2 separate regions of the Homo sapiens genome follow, and region 1 is linked to region 2. A link is a loop called in an ENCODE intact Hi-C map of the cell type or tissue named here. Cell type or tissue: A673. All regions are shown on one strand. Links, peaks and the distances in the headings refer to the core of each region. The heading gives the core; the rest is flanking DNA.

The links. Peaks named below come from ENCODE experiments on the same cell type or tissue, not always from the same donor. Only the 100,000 strongest peaks of a DNase experiment are listed, where the experiment ranks them.
Region 1: it touches region 2 in a loop (7-fold over the local background); 3 of 110 quality-filtered maps call a loop at or near these places.

The regions. Positions count from the first base shown.
Region 1 is chr9:16,604,610-16,622,189 of GRCh38, forward strand. The region is part of intron 3 of BNC2 (basonuclin zinc finger protein 2); the gene reads right to left. Among named protein-coding and RNA genes, the nearest start is that of BNC2-AS1, 110 kb to the right of the region's middle. In A673, for the core only: no CTCF peak of the experiment used is centred there; no DNase peak of the experiment used is centred there.
Region 2 is chr9:15,878,636-15,886,635 of GRCh38, forward strand. All of the region lies in intron 24 of CCDC171 (coiled-coil domain containing 171), which reads left to right. Among named protein-coding and RNA genes, the nearest start is that of CCDC171, 330 kb to the left of the region's middle. In A673, for the core only: no CTCF peak of the experiment used is centred there; DNase peaks (open chromatin) are centred at 3,426, 3,786 and 4,436; H3K4me3 peaks cover 3,994 bases; H3K27ac peaks cover 6,781 bases.

The sequences.
Region 1 (17,580 bases), core at 5,647-13,646, 730 kb after region 2:
AACATGGCAAAACCGCAGCTCTACTAAAAAATACAAAAAAACACAATTAGCCGGGCGTGGTGGTGGGCGCCCGTAATCCCAGCTACTTGGAGGCTGAGGCAGAAGAATCACTTGAACCCAGGAGATGAGGTTGCAGTGAGCCGAGATCGCGTCACTACACTCCAGCCTGGGCAACAGAGAGAGATTCCAACTCAAGAAAAAAGAAAAGAAAAGAAAAGGTTAAAAATGATTAATTTTTATGCTATGTGAATTTTACTTCAATAAAGAAACCAGACCTTGTAAAACAAGACAAAAATACTTGTGGGTGTCAGTCTGTTTTTGTGTGTTTGTTTTAGTAAAGCTAATAAGGCTACTGTACCAAACAAATCCCTCCACTCTCGGGAATTACACAAATAGAGCACCAACTTTCTTAATGGACACATCTTTTTCAACAATGACTTCATGTGATGTCCCCTCATACACGCCAAAGAATAAGTCAGTATTTCAAAAGGAACACAACATTGTAACTACTTTCTGTAAAACACATGACTAGATTGTGACCTCTATCTAATTCACCAACAATAAATTAGTAGAGAATGAAAAGAGGAAATTATCCTAAAGATTTCATGTTTTCAAGTATATATTTCTACTTATTTGCATATTTCATATATTATCTGCAAAGTTAAGTTTAAAAATACTGGCAACGCTTCTTACGCACTTACTATCAAGCAGTGTTCTAAACACTCTGAATGGACAAACTCAGCTTATCCTGACTTTTCCCTCTTAGGAGGGTATCACGCTATCATTATCTCAATTTTACAGGTAAAAACAACAACAAAGCACAGACATTAACCACCTTTGCCAAGGCAGAGCCAGGACTTCCGATCAACTTCACTACCTACTCTCTAAACCACTATGCTTTACCACCTCTAAGCTTCAACATTTTTCTTTAAGTCCCATGACTACTGTTAAGTAACAAGTGCTACATAAAACTGTTTTCCACATTTAAGATGGACTGAATGGAAGCTTTTCTTATTGCCAAAGAAAGAACTCAAAGTGACAACTTCAGAAAATATGAAATGGAAGTTTATTACAGCACAACAGAGACCAGAGCCATGAAAACAAGCATTCTTAGAGTTCAGAGTCTGTGATATAATTAGTGATAACTAATAAAGAGTCCAACCTTTCAAGAATTCTTTTTTTTTTTTTTTTTTTTTTGAGACATGGTCCCGTTCTGTCACCCAGGCTGGAGCATAGTGGCACAACCACGGTTCACTGTAACCTTAACCCTCCCAGGCTCAGGTGATCCTCCCACCTCAGCCTCCCAAGTAGCTGGGACTACAGGTGCACACCACCATGCCTGGCTAACCTTTTCAAACCCCTGGCCTCAAGTGACCCACTCACCTTGGCCTCCCAAAGTGCTGGGATTACAGGCGTGACCCATGGCGCCCAGTCAAGAACTTTTTTTAAACAAGCCATTTAGAGTGCCTGCTGCTAGAACAGAAAATAAGGGCTTACAATTTCAATTATGAGCAACATTTGAGTCCTAAGTAAGAGAAGTAATTATAGTATTTATAAACCAGCTTACATGTATATTTAGAACAATGACTTAATTCAAACATGTATAAAAGACAAAAACTTGAGAGAATAGAAAAAATATTTTTTAAAGGATTAGCTTTAAAAGTTAATAATAAAGAAAAAAGTTCACTCTGTCAGAGACTCTGAGGAATGGATTAGAGGGGAGAAATATATAGGCATTCAATTTTATTTATTAATTTATTTATATGGTTTGGCTCTGTGTCCCCAACCAAATCTCATCTTGTAGCTCCCATAATTCCCACATGTTGTGGGACAGACCCATGGGAGATGGCTGAATCATCAGGGCAGGTCTTTCCCATGCTATTCTCTTGACAGTGAATGGGTCTCACAAGATCTGATAGCTTTTTTTTTTTTGTGGGTAGGGGGACGGAGTTTCACTCTTTCACCCAGGCTGGAGTGAAGTGGCGCAATCTCAGCTCACTGCAACCTCCACCCCACAACGTTCAAGCAATTCTCCAGCCCCAGCCTCAAGCAATTCTCCAGCCTCAGCCTCCCGAGTAGCTGGGATTATAGGCTCCCGCCACCATGCCCAGCTAACTTTTGTATTTTTAGCAGAGACGAGGTTTCGCCACGTTGGCCAGGCTGGTCTCAAACACCTGACTTCAGGTGATCCACTCACCTGGGCCTCCCAACGTGCTGGGATTAGAGGTGTGAGCCACCACGCCTGGCCGGCGATCTGATGGTTTTTAAAAACAGGAATTTATCTGCACAAGCTCCTTTGGCCTGCGGCCATCCACATAATGTGTGACTTGCTTCTAAACGGACTAACACATTTATTGAGGCAGGGTCTCACTCTGTCACCCAGGCTGGAGTGCAGTGGTGTGACCACAGCTCACTGCAGCCTCAACCTCCTGGGCTCGGGCGATCTTCCTGTCTCAGCCTCCCAAGTAGCTGGAACCACAGGAGTGTGCCACCACACTTGGCTGACTTTAAAAAAAAAAAAAATTTATAGAAACAGAGTCTCACCATGTTGCCCAGGCTGATCTCAAACTCCTGTGCTCAGGCAATCATTCTGTCTTGGCCTCCCAAAGTGCGTGAGCCACAGTGCGCTGTGGTATCCAGTTTTAAAAAGGGGATTCGTTTTGATAAAAGTAATGCAAAACCTCAGAGAAAGAAAAAAACAGACAACAAGGAGAGACGGAGAAAATAATTAGGGAATGTAGAAAAAAAGGGGTGGTCTTATGAAGTGGCATTTAAAAGAAACACAGGACCAAGTCCACACTTGTAAACTTGGCTGTAACAATTCAAACTCAGTGGTCCTTTAGGCAGGTGGTTAAACTAAACACGTCTAAAGGAAAGAGTTTTGATAACGGCTACACTTTAGGGTAAGTAAACAATTTTATTATATTCTTACAGAATAAATTTTCAAAGCAAAAAAAGTTTTGGTTTTCCTACTTTACCAATCTTGTTTAAAATAATACACAGAGAAATTAACAACTCTACTTGAACATAGCATAGTGTGCTAATGTATTTGTATATGCTACACGGATGCTTTCATTTTCAGATGAGGTTCATTTTAAGTCTTTTTGAAATCTAAGGTGATGTTTTCCTACCCTGTCTAGGCAGTTAAGACTTCCAGATGGAAGGCCCCTTAATACTGTAGTTCCAACTCTAGTGACCTAACTTATAGATTAACAAAATTGATCTCTTTTTTAAAAACACAAAACAGGCAAAATAAATTTGACTCTCCTGAAACATTAATGTGTGAACACAGTTTTTAAAGAGTAAGACAGGGTTCCCAGGATCCCCAATTTACTCTTATGACCAATATGGAGTTCCAGGTATCCAAAAACCCCCATGGTACAAGCATCAGTCACACTGCCAGAAGGGACCACAAAGCACTGTTTAAATAAAGCCTTCAAGAAATTTGAGACATCAAATTTACGTCAGGGGAGGGCAGGCTCAAAAAGAGTAGAAAGCTTGTGATTAACTAAATCTACCCTTATCCTCTACTTTCCATGAGCAGAAAAAGATTCCTTAGGGGTACTTCCTACTTCCTATTTTTAAGTTATTTATTTTCCCTGAGACCCCAATTCCTCACTTGTAACAACTGAATGGTACTACTTTTCACACAGCAATTTTGTACACATTAGAAATATTTTGCTTAAAAAGCTAAGCACAGTGATAGACACAGAGTAAATGGTAAATAAAAACGTTTCTTCCCCCTCCCTCTGTCTCTGTACAGGGGAGCTTCTTTTTTCTTTCTTCCCCCTTCTTTCTTGTCTATTAAACTCCCTGCTCCTTAAAACTAAAAGAAAAAAAAAGTTTATTATGATTATTAATTCTTAGACAAAATAAGCATTTAAAAATAATCAATTTTTTAAATTTTGTTTTAAAGAGATAGACTCTTGTTGTGTCACTCAGGCTGGACTCAGTGGCAAGATCATAGCTCACTGCAGCCTTGAACTCCTGGGCTCAAGGGATCTTCCTGCCTCAGCCTCCCAAGTACCTGGGACCACAGGTGCACACTGTACATTTCCAAAATATATGGCTCCCAGACATACACTTTACATGTTAAAATATGCCCTAATTACTTAATAGATAAGTTGATGTCATGAAAAGATAACCTGACAGGGAGTCAGTGAGATCTGAAAAATAGAGGTACTGTTTCCAAAGCCCGGCAGAAGCATGCAAACTTGAAATAGGCAAAAGTCAAACTCCACTTCCTCTTCCATTACATGCATAAGTTTCAATATGCTCAACATTTCTTCAAAGCTCTAGGTTTCCATATTTTATAATGTTTTTATTATGTACTTAAGGTTCCTAAACATCATACCTTGCCAACCTAAGTTCAGTCTCCTGTACAGGAAGGGATCTTGGGATTTTTCTGTGTTTCTTTAGCACCTAGAACACAGCCTTGTGAAAGATGCGCAACATGGGCTGTTTGAATGAAAGGGGATACAGCAGGCTTGGCTAACTCTGATCACTGATTGCCTAGAGAAAAGTGCACCCCAGGGGACCTTTCGGAGCCACTTTTCAAAGGCTCAGAGAGCTTTTATAACAAAAGTCTCAGACATGAAATCATTACTACAACAAGTATTTTGTGAATGCCTACTCTGTGCTGGGGATTGTATACATAGTATAAAACCCACAGTATCCTCAAGAAGCTTGAGCTGCAAGGAAAGTAAATAAGCAATTTCCAATAGAGGGGGGGAAACCATAGGGTGTTATGATATGAAGAGAAGGCGCACCAACCTAGTCTTGCTTCATGGAGGTGAACTGAGATAGGAATCTACAGGCCCAAAGGTGAAAGCTTGAGCTGCTCCAGGACAACAAAAATTGGAGCTCAGCTGGAAAACAAGCTAAATATGAGCATATAGAAATAACTGCTAAAACTGTGTCCAGCCTGCTAAGGAGAAGACCGAACTTCATCCTTGTATCTCCTATGCTTCCTTATGTTACAGGTAATAAAGGTATGTAGAAGATGGCTACAAACTATTCAGGTACCTGGACAGCAGAATCCCAGGAGTGTGCTTTATGGAATTTATCTATGGGACATATTTCTATTCTAGTTCTTAATTTAAACTAATCTCAAGAAAGGTCTTCTCTGCTGGACTTCCAGAAAGATCACTGATCTTTTTCTTTTTGACAAAACTGTTGCTCTTCCCCCTTGTCTCCAGTAGGTCTTGAATCCCTTACCTGCCCTTCTTACCTTTCCCTTGGTACCCCCTCCTCTCAGGACTCCTGTCTCTTAGTATCCTCCATTTTGACTGAATTGACAATAGAAGAAACAGGTTTGGCTTTGTTTTGCTCTTATTCTTCTCTGCCATCTTCTGTCTGATAATCACAAGCTCTTAAGAAGGCAAATCACTTATGTCCCTTAATACCAAATCATTTGTATCTCATCCATATTATGGATAAATATACCATTATTTCCACAAATTCTAAAGGAAAGGCCCAGCAACATAATATAGATATCACACAATGCAGTGATGAGGGAAGGGAAAAGGGGTGGCAAAAACTGGGCGCACCATGTAACCACAACCAGAAGGATAACAGTACAAGGCAATGTACCTAATAACGCAACTGAAGGAGGATTGCTGAATCCGAAGCATTTTAAATTATGCTCATAGAGTGGCATTTGGGAGCCCCCTTTGCTCATCTAATGGTTTTCATGCCTGCCAGATGCACCACTATAATTAAATTCAGTAAAACTTGAAAGGAACGGCCAGTGAGTAACATCTTTCCTTAAATACCCCCAGAAGGAATCCGAGGTTCCCAACAATGTATGTATGACAAGAAAGCAGACTACAGATACAAGTTTGAAGGAATGATAAACTGACAAAATATTTAAATTACTATAATTTATCAGGGTTATAAGGGTCTATGAATTGAAACAGAGATAGGTAGTCTCTGATCAGTTGGCCCAACAGAATTTAAACGCAATCAGTGAAGAAAATACAAAGTAGATCTTAAAAAACTCCTATCTGCTTTTAAAATGTCATCTACCCTGTGGTAACTTAACTCTCATTCTCATACATGGTATTTCACCTTTCCTTGCTTCACAGTTGAAGAAACGCAACACTCAGAAGATCATTAGGTACATGGAGTCTTTCCAGGGGTACAACATCATACACACACTTAAAATAATTAGTCATGAGTGCATACCCATTTTCAAGATGACGTGTATATAGCAAATTCTGTTGCTCCCTGGCACTTAAAAGAGTTTTTTAATTTGTCATGATAAAGCAAGGAGAAAGTAGCTGTCACTTAGGCTGCCACTGCTGTCATACTTTTTAATAATACAGCTCCTGTAATTACACTGCGGTTCTTTATATTAACTCAGTGAAAGCTTGCTTGGTTTTAGCATGAAAACAATTTATGAAATTATAGAAACAGACTGAACACAGCAGTTCATTTGTTGAAGCAATTATCCAGATCCTTGTCAAAAAAAAAGTACAAGCAAGAGAAGACTGTGATGTGCAAAAAATGGTTCTAATTCTATGCTTTAATATGTACAATATGTCTGTGGTTGTGCTGAATTATGTTAATAAACTGCAGCCGAAATATATTTGTTACAACACAAAGGAAAGGCGCTATCAATCGTCCTGCCAGATACTTTAAATTAGTCACCAAAGCATCCATCCAGCCAGAGTTTTTTCTATAACCTGCACATGAAGGGAAGGGCTCCAGGATAGTTTTCTAAAGGACCAGATGGATTTTTCTAGTATTTTGAATTATCTGGAAAACGGCTGTAAAGTGAACTGTGGCACAAATGCCATTTTTAAATGACACATAAAAATCCAACCCTGGACATCAATCTTATGTTATTTTTTGACTGGTTATCATACAAAAATCCAGGTTCCCAAGCAGCTCCCAAGATAGGAATTTAGAATACTTGTTGCTGAAAAGGTGAGGCTAATAGCACAATCAAGTGATGCCAGAGCTATTGTTTAAATGATTGCATAAAGAACAACAACAAAAAAATTCAAGGTAAAAAAAAGGTCTCACTTTACACTCTGATAAAGCAAGACATGCAGTCTGTTAGCATTCAGCCATGAAAATAATAACTTGTAAGACCAGCTTGTAAGGCTATGCCATCCAAGTTTCACTAAATGTGTTTATCAAATTCTCTGGAATAATGATTAAGCTCAATTTTAAAATATTCTACCTGCAGAGTAAAGGAACAATTCTTGATTTAACAAAATTTTTGAAAATTCATATACAAGTAAATTTATCATATAAATGTCTCCAAACAAAATAAATAACTCGAGGAAGAACAAATATTCCTCCATATAAAAATAACCTAGTCTCTTTCTTCTAACTAGACCACCTAACTTCAATAAAAGCACATTACTAAATGTTTCCTTTAAATTATTCTATTAGTTAATTTGTAAGAGGTAGAAGAGAGAACAGAGATCTAACACTAAAATAAATAACTAGAAAACAGAAGCAAAAAAAAAAAACCTCTAAGCTCAAATTGTGAATTGTGCAACAAAGTGTTATATGCAATAAAATGTGGACGTCTTTCTTTCTCCCCACATCTGGAGATAGTTTAGTATACCGACTTCCAGAAACCATGCAATCCTCCAGCCTGACTAGCCCCTTTCATTCACAAATAAACAATTAATAGAATGGGCAACTAATTTTCCAAGTGTTCATATTCATTAGGCTGTTTCCTGAAATTAAGTATCTGCCTCATGATACAATACTGTACACATGAAACAGTCTCACACACCCACCCCTTCCCCAGCCACTTTCTCATACCAAACTTAGAGAACTAGGCATTCATATTTCCATTTTCCATCCTTTTATTAGAGTAGAATTTGAAAATTAAATTCCCTTAACTGTACTGAATAAGAAATACAAAATATTATATGACAAGATCCCCTCACCAATTCTTAGCATGGATTTTTATTCTTGTGGCCCCATCAATTCAATAAATATTTATCAAATACCTACTATGTAGAAAACAGAATTCTAAACCCTGACATGTAAACATAAATATGTCCTTGAGGAATTTACAACTGAGTAGGGAGATAAACCTGACCACAAATAACTATACTATAAAGTGGAATGTGATCAATGTGACAAGACAGGCATAAACAAAATGCTTTAGGGTTCAGGGGAGACAGACTACTTCTATTGAGGTAATGAGAAAAAGCTTAGTGAAGGAAGTGGTTTGGAAGATGGATAGGCTTTCAAGAGGCACTGGACTCAAAGGTCCTCAAGGTCAGAGACCATGTCTTGTTTTACTTGGCACCCACACATATCTCCTAGCTCAGTGCTGGACCATCATCACTTATGACAAACCTATTTAAGTGATTTCAACAAGCCAAGATGGGGAAAGAAGATCATCCAAGAAGATGGACAAGTACTGCCAATGGTACGGAGGTAAAGCAGCATGGGGCTTGTTCAAAGAACATATGAGTTATAGCAAGGAGAATACCTAGGACCATAAGGTTAGAAAGGTAGTCTGAAAAATCAACTGGATCAAAATAAAAGATAGCAGTGAGTTTTATTTTAAATTTGTGAACCATGGGGAACACTGACAATTTCCAAGCATATGACTAATTATTAGAGCCTGTATGCCTATTGTGCCAGTTTGAATAAGCAAATACCCAGTGTACTTTTCCAATTTTAAAATGCAGATCACACAAGGGAAGGAAAACGTACTGTGTTAAAGAAATAACAAGAAATATGCAAAACTTCTAGGAAAAAAATCCATTTTGTGCTTGCAACCCAGAAAAATGTTGCTTTAATAAATTTTAAATGTAAAAGACAAAGTCAAAAGGAAAGGTGGCCCCAAATGCCACATGTTATTGAAAATCACTGGGGACAGCAGGTTATGGAGTATTCCCCATTACTGCTGTGCAGGCTTCTCAGAATAGGTATTTATAACAAACGCCAACACCTGTACCTTTTCTGAAAAGGAGATCAGCTACTACCTTCATTTTTCAATTACTGAGATTGTGCGCAAGAAGATCCCCCTGCTACTTTTCCTGAGTGACAACAGGTAAATGTAAGGAGGAGCCTCTTAGACCTCTTACCATAATTTGGGCGCCCCTGCATCCTTGAATCCAACCACCAATTCAGCTTTAAGTGAGAAATCCTGGGTAACCAGGACAGCAGACTATGACAATTCCCTGGGATTTCCCAGAAGAAATAGTGACAAGCACAGCTGTCACTGGGCATGTCATGGAAGACTGCAAAATTTTCTGAGTTGTCTCTGATTCCAGACAGGCAGTGTATTTTCAATTAATTGCCTCGATGACATCATGAGACAACTCGATTACAAAAGAAAGGTAACAGTCACAAGAGGGAGATGAGCAGTACCATATGGATAACAGCCACAAAAGAAAGGAATGAAAATAAGTTGTTTTCTGGTTTGTGTGTCCTTGGAGCCAAACCTAATGAAACAAGGCTCAAAACCAAATTACAGCATGTCCTATATATTAACACTTGGGAATGAAATTAACCAGAAATTAACGCTTGGGATTGAAACCCAAAAATGTTAAATTTCACTGTCACAAGCCTGAAGAAAAAATACAAAAGCAACAGACGTAGGGGTACACCCTGAGATCTACGGAAGAACTTCTAGTAGAAATAGTTGGCCATTGGCCAAAACTTAGAAATCTTTCTATAATATTACTGTCATAAAGACCTTATTAGCAAGGATGGGGGTCTTACTCATCACAGCCTCCAAAATCCAAGACAGTACCTAGCACAGAGTTAGCAATCAACACATGTATGCTTCAAAAGAGAAACAGATTCAGTTTACTGTGATTGCTTTTGTTTTAAAAGCCAACAAAACCACTTGGAAAAACCTTTTCTTGAAAAAAAAAAAAATCCAAAAAACTCCATCTAATCCATGTAAATGCCTTCACTATCATGGTAAAATGCACCTTTTCTCTAAATAAAAAGAAAGCAAGGTTAGAGTTTCCAGGTACTATTTAAAAGAAAGGTTTCTGGGGTATTGTTCCCTTTTATACAGTAAGGTGATATGGAAGAGCTACATGCATGAAGTTAAAAAAAATGGCCAGGAGTGGTGGCTCATGCCTGTAATTCCAGCACTTTGAGAGGCTGAGGCAGGAGGATCCCTTGAGCTCAGGAATTCAAGACCAGCCTTGGCAACACAGGGAAGCCCTGTCTCTACAAAAAAATAAAAATAAAAATAAAATAGCTGGGTGTGGTGGCACATGCCTGTGGCCCCAACTACTTGGGAAGTCGAGGTGGAAAGATTACTTGATCTCTGGAGGTCAAGGCTGCAGTTAGCTGTCATCGGGCCACTGTATTCCAGCTTGGATGACAGAGTGAGACTCTGTCTCTTTAAAAAAAAAAAAAAAAAAAAAAAAAAAAAAAAAAAAAAAAAAAAAAGCCAAGCAGGCCAGTTACCTTTCCACATACAAGAACAGTCTGCAGACACACCAGCATGCCCCAAATTAGGCAACATTTACTGCTAAGCACAAGGAACACTGCTTGCAAGAGTGAGGATACAGCATGATAAACCCATTATTATTGCCATAATTAACGAATGGTGGGCAGCTCATAGGTAATTTAGCAGGTAAGTTTACAATTCTGCCCCACATCTTCCTAGATGTCATAATTTTAGAGTCAGCATTTCTTAAGCTCTTGATATGTGCCAGGCATTAGGCTAAATATTTTTACATTAATGTTGATGGAGCTCAGGACATGCTACCCCAAAATATGGCACCTTGACATACTGAATATTTAAGATTAAGAGTTTTGAGAGATGATATATGCAAGGACTCTCTGACATTTCCCCATCCTTTTCCCCAGAAGCAGGCCATAAGATCGTCATGTGAGAGGTGCCCTTCCCAAAACCCAGAGGAAAAAAGCAACTGTATATCTGAAAATGGAAGGACATCAAAAGGAATCTAAATAAGAAGGCCTTGCTACGTTTCCTTCGGTTTACTACTCTTAGCACATACTCTTTTTTGTCTTATCACATTTTTCCAGGACTGTCCATTCTTCATCGAACCTATAAAAACATTCAGCTTTAATTGTTTCCTCAAGTCTTCATTTCCTTATGAAGGAAATGTGTCACATAAAATTTATATTAAATAAATTTGTATGCTTTTCTTTGTTAATTTGTCTTTTGTTACAGAGTTAGCAGCCAAGAACTTAGACGAGTGGAAGGAAAATAAATTTTTCTTCCTCTATAATGTAAATACTTCACATGCATGAATTAATTTAATTTTCATGACAATTGAGCATGATTGGTACTATTATATCGCCATTTTACAGATAAGGAGACTAAGGGTCAAGGAGATTAAGGAACTTGACTAAGGCCTCATAGCTGGTCAATGGAAAAAGTGGAATTCAAAACCAAGTCTGAGAGCTCAATGGTCACATTTGTTCAATTCCATTACATCAAGATAACTCCAATTAAGCTGAGAAATCAAGCAACTGTGTCCAGTTGATAATGTTTCCATAACCATATTGAAAATGTTCCGGGCCAGGCATGGTAGCTCACACCTATAATCTCAGCACTTTGGGAGGCTGGGGTGGGAGGATCATTTGAGTCCAGGAGTTGGAGATCAGCCTGGGCAACAAAGTAAGACACTGTCTCTACATAATAAAAAATAAATAAATTAGGTGGGCCTGGTAGTGCATACCTATAGTCCCAGCTCCTTGGGAGGCTGAGGCAGCAGGATTGCTTGAGCCTCGGATGTTGAGACTGCAGTGAGCCATGATCACACCACTGCACTCCAGCCTGGGTGACGGAGAGAGACCCTGTCTCGCAAAATAAAATAAAATAAAAGAGGCCAGACATGGTAGCTCACACCTGTAATCCCAGCACTTTGGGAAGCCCAGGCAGGTGGATCACTTGAGCCCAGGAGTTCAAGACCAGTGTGGGCAATATTGCAAGACCCTGTCTCTACAAAAAAAATTTTTTAAATTAGCCAGCCCCATGGTCTCAGCAACTTGGGAGGCTGAGGCAGGAGAATCTCTACTTGAGCCCAGGAGATCAAGGCTACAGGGAGCTGAGATTGTGGCACTTCACTCCAGCCTGGGCAACAGAGTGAGATCCTCTCTCAAAAAAAAAAAAAAATTAAAAATTAATGAATGAAAGAAAGGAAGAAAGGGGGAAAGGAAGGAGGGCAGGAAGACAGGGATGGGAGGGGAGGGGAGGAAGGAGGGAAGGAAGGAAGGAAGGAAGGAAGGAAGAAAGGAAGGAAGGAAGGAAGTTCTACTGACACGTGGGAATTTCGTAGGTGGCTCTCTATAGCATTTCATAGTATGTTCTTTCCTCTTGTTTTGAACCATTCTGTCCTAGTTGCCACCACTTGTGCAAGTATTATTACATCTTTGAGGAATCTTTAAAAAAAATAGTTGCCACAGATAATATGAAACCCAGTTTTGTGAATTACAACAGGTAATTTGTGAAAGGCTTAAATCACAGTGTTGGCAATCTGGAGTAACTATTCAGACAACCATATAATGCATTTGAGAACACAGAAATTGATATGGGGTCATGATCATCATCGATAAACGTAAATTTCAGTTTACTGTCAAGTCCACTTTAACCGTGGCCCTGCAATCAAAATGAGGTACTTCTTATAGAACAAACAAACAAACAAAAAAACCTACTTTTGAACTAAACTTGATTATCAGATATATCTTCTTAGCCACATGTAAATTGAAAATTAATCACTTTGGTTACGAAAAAATACAATTGAAAACATCATTCTATGACAAATTATACCTGATAAAGAATGTATCACCCAAAGAAAACAAAGCGGAATATGAAAAGAATTATGAAAATGGCCCTATTTTTAGTTCAAAGTAGAGTTTCCTCAGCTACACTGTCACCCAAGAGAATCCCCACAAAGCCCTGTAGAGCCAGCTCCTCCAAATTTTACGTACAGATGGAGGAAAAAAAAAAAAAAAAACCACGATTATCTATAGGAGCTTCTATACAAGGCACATATAAGTATGGTTTTTGTGGCAGGCACAAAGTTTAGTAAAACCTTGGGGCCTTAATGAAGGGTCAGGTTCCAGGGGTTAGGTTTCACTAATGGTTTTCTGAAGCATCAGCAGCTCTCAGCACCCAGTTTTATTTTACTACATAAACATGTATGCAGCATTTATTATGTTTCAGGCACTGTTCTAGGCACCATACATTCATTAAATCCTCACAATTAACTTCAGCTATGCAGGAAGTAGGTATTATCCCATTTCACTGATGATGAACTTGGGTGCCCAGACACTTCAGAAACCTGTCCAGTATCACAGAGACAGTACAAGTGGTGGAAACAGGATTCAAACCTAAGCAGCCTGGCTCCACAGTCCATGTTCTCTGCCACTGTGACATGCTGTACTTTCCCAGCAATGGCAGTAAAGCCATGCCTGGACTGAACTCTAAAATGGAGCGCCACTTTACGGTGACTAAAAGCAACTTTCGGGGCTACCTATTCTACGTGCCCTCACTGACAGACCTGTAACAATGCCATCAATAATCCCTGATCCCATACCCAATGGAACGCCAGCTACCCTCTCAGTGAGGCCAGTGCCTTGGGGACTGGTTGGCTACACTGGCTCTGTGACTTAAACCAGATCATCTGGACACCTTATTCTCTGAGCTGGGTTATCCCTGAAAAAAAATGTTCAGGTTGCATTTAACACCTCTTCTCTCTACCCAATTTTAGCTCTAGAGCTATTCTACGTAGATTTCAGTTCATTCTATAACAGCATAGAGAAAGCTATCCTGTGGACTGCTTTTTAGATGATGAACCTTCTCATTACCAGAATCTGTTCACGGGAGGACGCCAGGAGGAAGAAAGCTATATCGAGCATGGCCACGGACTAGGGACACAACATCAAACATCATGTTCAGAGCTCTCCCTTTATTTACAGAATGCAATCAGCAGCAAGATCTGTAAATTTCATCTTCAAAAAAGAGGAGTAGGACTTCACATTACAGTACTTAATATACCCTAGGATAAAAGAATCTACAAGTTCTCCAAAACTATGAATCAAAGATCAGGTGGAAACAAGGAGTGATAACAAGAGGTCCAGAAAGGACAGATACTCATCCTTTCCACATGAGCCTTGATTGCACAATTACTTAAGTTAAGTTATGCATTCTCAGAAAACCAATTAATTGTGCTGGTGCTCTCTGAAGCTCTAACACCGGCTTTGTCAACAGCTGAGTGGTTTCATAAAGGTGGAGGACAACAGTTGCAGCTCAAACAGTCCTGAAGCTCTAAGAAAAGGCGCCCTTCTAAAACTCAAACGACTTTCAGGAAAGAAGAAATGAAAATGATTTGTCACCAAAAATATTCATTTTCTGACATGGGAACAACTTTAGCTAAGTCACCAAATTTACCAGCATTTCTATAAGTGAAGCAATTCAAAGCATTCTTTATTGAACACCTAAGGTATGCTGGGTGCAAAGATCACTAAAACCAAGAATCTAAGGGCTCTCTATCCCCTGGGGACTTAGAGTGAGAGAGGGAAAGAGAATAATTCAAGAAAATTATAAAAATTCCAAGGAAGAGGTGACTCTGTTCAGGAGGAAAAGGGAAACATGAAGCCAAAATTCCTGGTTAAAATATTCACAGAAAAATAAATATGTACACCATCAATGTTTTTCTCAAGAATACGAAAGAAGGGAGCAAGGAGAAAATTCAAACCCAACATAATGCTTTAGAAAAACAAAAATAGTTTTCTTTAAAAACAAAAAACAAAAAAAAAATACCAAAAAGCACCCTTCTGGCACAGCAGGCTTCCTGTGATTGCAGAGTGAAAACTGTACCATAAAAATCCAGTCCACAAGTGCCAGAGGAAAAGAAACTTTCCCCAAATAACAAAATAAAAATAAACCTTCAGTTAAAATAATATATTACACACTGATGTAAACTGAAATGCTCTTGTCCATGGGTTGAGCTTATGAAACCCTTAAACATGAACATGTAACACTAACAAACTATTTGACATTATTATTTGGGTTCAAAGACTCCCTTTCTCTAAATGTTTATAGCACCATACCAGTTATTTCAACTGAGCTGACACAATGAATTTCAAATGATCTAATACTTTTGACTTACCAGAGGATTAGCACATGATTACCCTGAGTAAAAGGATTATTATTACTGCTGCTCTAAGATATTAACACTTTCTGTAACACACTCTAAGGGCACTGTATAGATCACTGAAAAATGTGACAAAATGCATGGGGGAAAGGGGATTTTAAAAAAGAAAGGTGGTAAGTGTTCTTCTCTTTTAAGTTTCCTTGCTTAAAATACAGTGGGCCTCCCAACGGTAGAATCAACATTTTGCATGATGCTTTCAGTGGACATACAAGTCACAGAAAAATAAGTCCAGCATTCAATGCACTCAGGAAATTAAGCCACGTATGGCCTTCTTCCCGTGAAGATCAGGCTCCAAACAAAAACCCCCACTTTGTAATAGACAACTAATTCTCATGTAATGAATGACAGAACACAGCATTAATGTACTTAACAAGACAGAGCTAAATTCAATGAAGCTTGACGCCATTGATATGAAAAAGGGCTACATTTGTAGACAGAGCCAAAGGGAGAGAAAAAATCATTCTGAATTCCGAGTTAAATAGTGCTGCTTCTGCTTTGGTTTAGCCCTCTCACTGGAAATAAAGATCAGAGCTAAAATATGACCCTTAAAACTGGCAGCAGCAAAGAAAGCTAAATACCACTGTATTAAACTCTCTTACTGACTGACAAAGAGGCAACAGCTAACGGACTTTGCTCGGAGCTTTTACTGGCAAAAGTGTTATTTCTTCATGGCTAAATTCCTGATCCATTAAAAATGTGCCCCTTCACTACCAGACTTCATGATATGCAATTCTGCCACCATCTGATATCATTATAAAAATTTCAGACAACCCAAATGATGACTTAGTAGCTACTGAAACTTCTACATACAGCATCAAAACAAAAGATATGGAAGCAAACCATGTGACACAAAATGAGTATGTAGCAAAGTTTCTTATGTAGAGCCACCATAAGAAAAGATTTGTAAAAGCCTATAAATACCATAGTGCCAACTCCCTTTTTTCAGTGTTAAGTGCAGAAAACAGATTTTAAACTACATTTTAAAATTCAGCATATGAACAATGCTGATCATTCTGAAAACAATTTATAAACTATAAGTAGATGAGTGAATATTTAAACTCCTTGAGCAGGATTACAGTAAGAACACTGATCTAAATAGCACACTTTATGCATCTGGTGATATGACTTATTTCTGTAGGATGTTCTTACACACACAGAGGTAACACCACCTGGAACTGCTATACCTTAAGGCAGGGAAACCTCGACTTTCCACTTCTCTCCTCTATCCACAATGTTATCTGGTTCCGCTGTTGTCACAGAGCCAGGGAATAAAGCTCTTCCAGAAAACTCACCCAAGATCAAATTGAGCCTGGTGACAGCAATGTCCAGGCCGTAAGTAATGTTCAAAGGATTCAACAACGCCTGTGACTGATCATTCTTTTTCCCTTGCCATCACCTGCTGATTTTGTCCAGGTGTTTTATGGCTATCTTGAGGATCTGGAGAGCAGACAGAGGGAAGACTTTGCCAATTTCTTTTGTCTGGGATTGTGAATTCCTTACACAGATGGTGGACAGCCTCAGTCCAGGGCAGCACCAGGGTATACTGCCTTCAACCTCCAAAAGGAGAAACAGAGGGAAACTTTTTCTTCTCCCACAACACTGCCTGTAATGTGTCTGTGGTTAGCAAAACTGAGACAGTATGGCTTCACAGGGAGTAAAGTGACGAAGGAAAAAAGTCTACAAGTAACTTGAAAATATTTACTTGAAGTATTACTAAGCATTTGCCAAGGAATCAAAAATGTTAATGAGAAAGATGATTCTAGAGCAATGTGCTTCTATTATAACGACTTATATAAGGTTTCAGTTACTTTTTCACTTGTATATCAAAGACACCAGGTCTCCTAAATTAACCAAAATAAGACTTTGAAAATCCAAGTCAACCCTTTAAAAGCTACTACACTGCTGTGGTGGAAAGAAAATTGGACTGGTGTCTAGACCTAAGCCATCCAATATGGTAGCCACTAGCCACATGTGGGTATTGACCACGTGAAATGTGGCTAGTCCAAGTTGAGATGTGCTGAAAGTGTAAAATACACTGAATTTTGAAGGCTCAGAATGAAAAAAGAAAAGAAAATGTCTCGATAAACACTCATATTGATTATATATTTTTTATATTTATTATACATGGAAATCATAATTTTTGATATACTGGGTCAAATGAAATACATTATTAAAATCAATTTCACCTGTTTCTTTTTACTTTTGTAGTGTGGCTACTAGAAAATTTTAAATTGCATATGTGGCTTGCAGAATTATTTCTATTGCACAGTACTGGTCTGGACACTAGGATTCTTGTCCATTTCAATCTCTTGTTGGTTGTGATGACCGTGGTCTTCTTAACCTCCTGAGCTTCATCATTTCCAAATGAGAGGGATGAAAATCAAGGAAATGGATTCTAAATTTTATAGCTCCCCAAATTATAAAATTTTATCTAGTTACTTTT
Region 2 (8,000 bases), core at 1-8,000:
CCAAAGGAAAACAAATTGTTCTACCATAAAGACACATGCAGGCATATGTTCACTGTAGCACTAGTCACAATAGCAAAACATGGACTCAACCTAAATGTCCATCCATGGTAGAATGGATAAAGAAAATGTGGTACATATACACCATGGAATACTATACAACCATAAAAAGAACGAGATCATGTTTTTTGTGGGAACATGGATAAAGCTGGAGGCGATCATCCTCAGCAATCTAACACGGGAACAGAAAACCAAACACCACATGTTCTTGTAAGTGGGAGCTAAATGATGAGAACACATGGACACAAAGAGGGGAACAATTGGGGCCTTGAGTCTGGAGGGTGTGGGAGAAGGGAGAGGATCAGAAAAAATAACTATTGAGAACTAGGCTTAGTACCTGGGTGACAAAGTAATCTGTACAACAAACCATTGTGACATGAGTTTACCTATATAACAAGCCTGCATATTTACCTCTAAACCTAAAATAAAAGTTAAAAAAAATCATTTGAAATTCTGCCATTCAGACACAACCAATGTTAACATTTTGGTATATATTCTTCAAGTTATTTTTTAGCCATAAATACAAACTCACATGCACATATTATTTATATTTAATACACCTATATATATTTAAACAACAATTGGGCCATACAGTTTTTTTCACTTTTTTTCCTTTTTATTGGTATGTAATAGTTGTACATGTTTTGGAGGCACATGTGATATTTTGATACCTATATACAATGTGCAATGATCAATCAGGGTAATTTGGTTATCTGTCCCCTCGAATGCTTTTCTTTATGTTGGGCATATTACAATTCTTCTCTTTTAGCTATTTTGAAATATACAATAAATTATTGTTAATTATAATTTCCCTATTATACTATTGAATATTAGAACTTATACCTTCTAGCTAACTATTTTTGTACTCTTTAACCAACTTCTCTTGGGCCATACTATTTGTGTGCATTGTTTTTTAAACCTAATAACATATCTTTCTTGTCAGTAATTACAGATTTATGTAATTATTTTTGATGCCTGAGTTGTGCTCTGCTACATGGCTCTACCACAGTATATTTTGTCAGTTTTCTGTTGATGGATATTTGAAGTTATTTTGAGTTTTTGGTTATTATGAATAAGGTGGTAATTACTATCCTCTTGCATACATTTTTTCATTATTCTCTTTTTTCCCCTGGAATAAATTAGTAGAATGATTGCATCAAATATTATGTGTACTCTAAGGCTTTTAATACACATTCTCCAATTGCCCCTGAAAAAGATAAGATGGTTCCACTTTACCCCCTGCAAGACTTCTATTAGCCCTTTAATTTTCTTTTTAAAGTGTGGTTCTTTAATTTCTGATAATAGAAGAAAGTTTTTTCCTCTTTTTATAATTTTGGTCTTCCCTGAATTTGCAGACATCCATTCTTACTAGGTCCTTATTTTACACAGAGTTGCTAAGTTTTAGTCTAAGAGATTCTCCTTGGTGAAGTAAAGAGGATACATTTTGTGGCAGCTGCTTGTCTCACAGATTTTCTTTTTCATTGCTTTCTAAGTCCATGACTGTGCTTTGAATGTTTGAGATTATTGGAATTGGTAAGTGACATCATTTTAATAGTAAGTTATCAAAAAGATTTTGGATTATCCAAAGTTGTTGTCTATAGGAGTTTGTGCAATTCTCTTTATTCTTTTACATTTTTTACTTGCCAATTGATAAATTGTAGTTGTGTATATTTACATGGTACAGAGTGATCTTATGGCTTATGAATACAATGTGCAATAATTAAATCATGCTAATGAACATATCTGTCACTTCCAATTCTCTCTCTCTCTCTTTTTTTTTTTTTGAGACGGAGTCTCTCTGTTGCCCAGGCTGGAGTGCAGTGACGTGATCTCGGCTCATTCCAACCTCCCGCAACCGGGTTCAAGCGAATTTCCTGCCTCAGACTCCTGAGTAGCTGGGACTGCAGGCATGTGCCACCATGCCCGCCTAATTGTTTTTTTTTTTTTTTTTTTTTGTAATTTTAGCAGAGACGAGGTTTCACCGTGTTGGCCAGGCTGGTCTCGAACTCCTGACCTCAAGTGATTCACCCGCCTCAGCCTCCCAAAGTGCTGGGATTACAGACATGAGCCACCACACCCAGCCCAAAATAAAAATATCTTTTACATTGAAAAATATTAAATAATTTTTTAATTGGGTTGTGGAATCGAAAATAATGTTGGAATGTCACCTTCTTCAAAGGTTTGTAAATACTACCCAGAGAAGAGCTATTTGTTAGGGAAATACAATTAGCTGGCAAAGTCATATAGTTCATCTGAGAATAAACGAATTTGATGGAAAAATACCATCCTTTGTCTCATCTAGCTACTTGACAGGTATAGACTCTAGTTCTTCAGAATGTAAATTGTGCCAATGAGCAATCTAAATGTCCTAGATATGGGGCCTAACTTGAATGTGAATATAAGAAGTAGTGAATTTGGTGCTTTTTTCGGTTGTTGTTGACAGTAGGAAGAGTTTGCTACTTGGTACTTGAAATTTTAGAATTCTACTCTGAAGATTTCATATTGCACAAGTAGAACTAAAATTTCTTCAAAATTTCCTGAGTAGAGCCCTAAGCAATGCTAAACAAAACAAAGTATTACAAGAAATGAAATACTAAGGTGCGTAGAAGAACTTATTATTTTTCTCTTTTTGTTTCTTTTTCTCATTAAGAAATTTGATGCATAATAGATGTACATGGTTTTAGGGTACATGTGATAATTTAATACATTCATATAATTTGTAAAGTTCAAATCAGTGTGCTTGGGATATAGATCCATCACCTTAAATATTTGTCTTTTCTTTATATTAGAACCATTCAAATTCTTCTAGCTATTTAAAAATACAAAATAGATTATTGTAAACTGTAGTTACCCTACTGATCTAACACTAGGTCTTATTATTTCTATCACACCATATATTTGTACCCATTAATCAACTTCTCTTCATCCCCTTCTCAACCACTACCCTTCCTGGCCTCTGGTAACCACCAATCTATATATCTTCATGAGAGTCACCTTTTTAGCTCCCACATATGAGTCAGAACATGCAATATTTGTCTTTCTGTGCTTGGCTTATTTCATTTAATGACCTGCAGTTCTATCTGTGTTGCTGCAAATGATAAGATTTCATTCCTAATTCATTGTGTATATCTATATCGCATTTTCTTTATTCATTTATTAACGGCCACTTAGGCTGGTTCCACATTTTGGCTGTTGTGAATAATGCTGCAGTAAAAATAGGAGTACAGATGCCTTGTGATGTATTTCTTTCTTTTGTACACATACCCAGTAGTGGAGTTACTGGATCATGTGGTAGTTCTATTTTTAGTTTTTTGAGGAAACTCCATACTGTTCTCCATAGTGCCTTACTAATATACATTCTCCCTAATAGTGTGCGAGGATTCTCCTTTCTCCATATTTTTACTGGCATCCATTATTGCCTGTCTTTTTAATATAAATTTTAACCGGGGTGAGATGATAGCTCATTGTGGTTTTGATTTGCATTTCTGTGATAGTTAATGATGTTGAGTATTCTTTTCATATACTGTTGACCATTTGTATGTTTTCTTTTGAGAAATATCTATTCAGATCTTTTTGCCACTTTTAAATTAAATTATTTGTTATTTTGCTATTGAGTTGTTTGAGCTCCTTGCATATTCTGGTTGTTAATCCCTTGTCAGATGGACGATTTGCGAGTGTATTCTCCCATGCTGTGGGTTGTCTCTTCACTTTGTTGATTGCTTCCTTTGCTGTGCAGAAGCTTTTTAACTTGATGTAATCCCATTTTTCTATTTTTGGCTTGGTTGTCTGTGTTTTTAAAGTCTTAAAAAGAAAATCTTTGCCCAGATCAGTGTCCTGGAGTGTTTCCCCAGTGTTTGGAAAAACTTATTTTAAGGGCTTGTTGCAAAGTGAGATAACAATAGTGATCTTAGTTTTAATTCAATATCAGTATAAATAGCATTTAAACGTCGGTTATAGTCATTGTGAGTTATGCCTTGTCATCCTCAATCTGTATCTTCTCCTAAGATTTTAGTGTTTCATGACTGGGAAAACTGCTTGATAATTAGCTTTGCGTATCAGCTATTACTAGAGCAGTTTTCGTATTATCCCATAAGTCTTTTCACCATCCTTTTCTCCCATTATTCCTCCTTCTCTTTCTGTGCCTGTTGTCTGATTTCTAGGTTTTTTATTTGTTTGTTTGATGGTGGTGGAGGGGGGATGCATCAGATTTTTAGGACAGAATCTTGAGGGTAAAAATATAAAATTATACTCTTTTTGTTCAGATATTTTACCAGCCGATAAAAGCCAGCCTGCCTGCCTGCCTTCCTTCCTTCCTTCCTTCCTTCCTCCCCTCCCCTCCCCTTCCTTTTCTTTTGAGACAGGATCTTCCTCTGTTGCTCAGGTTAGAGTGCAGTGGTGTGATCATAGCTCACTGCAGTCTCAAATGCCAGGGCTCAAGCAATCTTCCTGCCTCAGCCTGCTGAGTACCTAGGACCACAGGTGCGCACCACCATACCCAGGTAATATTTTTAATTTTTTGTAGATAATATTTTATTTTTAAATTTTTTTGTAGAAACACAGTCTCGCTATGCTGCCCAGACTGGTCTGAAACTCCTGGCCTCAAGCTATCCTTCCATCTCAGCCTCCCAAAGTATTGGGATTACCGGCATTAGCCACCATGGCTGGCTCTTTTATTTTAAAAGATTTATTGTAATAAGGTATTTTCTGTATATCCATTATTAAAACATAGTCTTGCACACTAAGGTAGTGCCTTCTGTCTCTCAACTCCTTCTGATAGGTAGAAGGAGTTCTATAAAGTTTTCTTTTTAATACTAGCAGATGAGATATCTTACATCTTGCATCCTGGGTTGTATTTCAGACCAGTGTGTTTGTTTCTTGTTTTTTCTTGTTGAGATTTTTATCTCTCTTTGCCTTTTAAAAAGGACAAGATGACATTTAAGGGCAAGTAATTGCATCCGTGTAAAGCTTCTGCTACAGTTTTAAAGAATCTTATAACTTTGTACTCCTTAATTCAGCTTAATGTATGTATGAATTATATACCTTGCGGGAATGATCTGGTATAACTGATCTGAACTGAGATTAAGGAAAATCTGGTAGGACTTCTTTAAAAACAAGGTAGATTTATAAATTCATTTTTCTAGTTTTGTTGTTTATTATTCCTTTTCTTAATAGGAAAAAATAATTAGGAAGGAAATAAAATCATAGCAGAATCAGTATTACAGAAGGTTGAAGCAGTTATGCAACTTTGCTAGAAAGTAGTAGGACTGGCAATAAAGCAGTTGAAATCCTTCCCCCTGTAGACACAAATTACACCAGTAGCAGGGATTCTCATTATTTTATACAATTGTTTTCTTTTTGTGTGTATGTGGAATACAACATTGTCTTTTCTTGTGAAGGATGAGTATGTATTACAATTCTTGTGGTAGCACTGGATAGAATTCCAGTGCTACTGGAGTTCTATCCTAGAATCACTATTTTCTGTGACCCCTTGACCCTGAATTCTTCCAGCATGTCAGTTTCCTCATCAGTAAAATGGAGGTGATATTACCTGGTCTGGTGCATCTTTGGGTGATTATGAGGATCCTATAACATGTATGAAAGAACTTAGAAAATTAAATCGCACTAATAAATGTTTTTGAAATAATTTTTCTTTAAATATTTGCCATATAAACATCCCTTGGTCAGGTATATATAGATTGCTTAGTTTTCAATTTCAGGTTAATATTTTTACCCCTTTAAAAGACAAGAAAGTAAATCAGATTATATGGAAATTGGCAACCATAAGTCTGTGCAATTTACTGTATGTCATTGAGTTATGTTGATTAGAATGGGAATTATTTTCTTAACAGCATAGTATTTGGAAAAGTTGAAATAATTTCATTTTCTGGGGAAGGAGTCAGCAAGGTAGTATTAGAAAAAGCTTGTGTGGAGAGTCAGAATGCCTGGATTGAAGTTCTGGCCCTGTAATTTAACCACCTCGGTAAGTCACTCAACAGCACAGAGCCACTGTTCCCTCATCTGTAAAAGGTGACAGTGACGCCAGTCTTGCTTTTGCTCACAGGACTGTAGGGAGATCAGATGAGATAATGTGCATGTGAAGGTGATTTTCACATTAAAAAATGCTATATTAGTAAAAGCTAAGTTGGACTGAACTATAAAAGGCCTAAGGTCAGGAACGGTGACCCAACTATATTGAGAAAGGTTTTAGTGTTTTGACTTTTGGAGGTTTTTGATTGATGACCTGTTCAACATGTGCCTTCAAAAAAATAATATGTTCAACAACTTTAGTGTTTCCTTCCAGTTAAGTATACAGCCATTGCCAAGACCCAGGTGGTAAATTCATGCCATATACTACTATTTAAATAATCATATAAAGTAATGCAAACATTACTACTGTTTCCATATTTTGAAACATTTTGTCACCTTTTCATCATTTAATTTTGGGATGATTTCAAATTCCAACTCAAGTGGTGACAGTATTTGCTTTTATGTGAAATGTTTGAGATGCAATTAGTAAAAAACAAAAATGACAAAACGTATCAAAGTACAGTACAGAATTTTGTTTTTTGTTACAACTCTGAGTTCTAGGTGGCCCTAAGTAGAAAAGCTGCTGACATGATGTGAACATAATTTCTTTGTCATTAATGTTAAGAGGCAAAAACTAAATTCTAAACTTGATGCTTTATCTTTTTGTTCATTTTAAGGCCACTTTTTAAATATAACTAGAACTATTATATCTTTTAATACTTATTATTGAGAGAACGAAGCCTGTGAGCAGTTGAACTTTCAAGTGCTATAACCAGAATTGCTATTCATTTTAGCTACTTGGACAAAAAACAGTGTTTGATGGACTGCCTAGGTGAAGACCTGGAAAAGGAAGGGTTATCTACAAATGAGTGAGTTTATTATGGCTTAGTGATTTGCTGATTGATTTCATTTGCTGTCAGTTAAGGCTCTCTTAATGTCAGTTTTCTTTGCATAATGCCTTGAAATGAAGACTGATGAAGTTCTTCAAATTGATGCCGCTTATATAAACTGACCCCGATTTGCCCTATTCTGCATGACAACTTAAGTGACAGCAGTTAGAAGAAAATACAGCAATGAATATGCAACTTAAGGATTAAGGAAGATGCAGTAAATCAGTCTAAAGCTAAGTACAATGATAATTTCTTGTAATAATTCCACAGATGCCTTACATTTGTTAAACAGACTGTTATTACTCTCAAATACTCAAATATATGTTTTCATTATATACATGTATTTGAATTGAAGAAGAGAACTAAAAGTTATTCCAACAGAGATCCTAATTCTTTTCCCTCTTATTTAAACTTGGAATTATCAAAATCACAGTTTTAAAAATATTTTATTTAGGATATCCACATGCAAAAGAATGAAATTGGACCTTGGTCTTACAACATGCACAATAATCAACTCAAAATGGAGTACACAATGTTAGAAAGACCTAATGCCATAAAACAAAGGAAACAACAAAATGGAAAGGCAACTTGTGGAATAGGAAAAACTATTTATAAACTGTATATCCAGTAAGGAGTTTAATATCCAAAATATATAAGGAACTCATACAACACAATAACTTTTTTAAAAAATGGGCAAAGGACCTAAAAAGACATTTTTCCAAAGAACACATGCAAGTGGCCAATAAGTAAAAAGGTGTTCAACACCGCTAACCATTAGGGAAATGAAAATCAAAACCACAATGAGATATCACATCACAACTGTTAGGATGGCTATTACCAGAAAGTCAAAAGACAACAAGTGTTGGCAAGGATGTAGAGAAAAGCGAACCTTTGTGCACTATTGGTGGAAATGTAAATTGGTATAGCTATTATGGAAAACAGTATGGAATTTCCTCAAAAAATAAAAATAGAACTACCATATGATCCAGCAATCCTACTTCTGGGTATACATCAAAAGGAAATGAA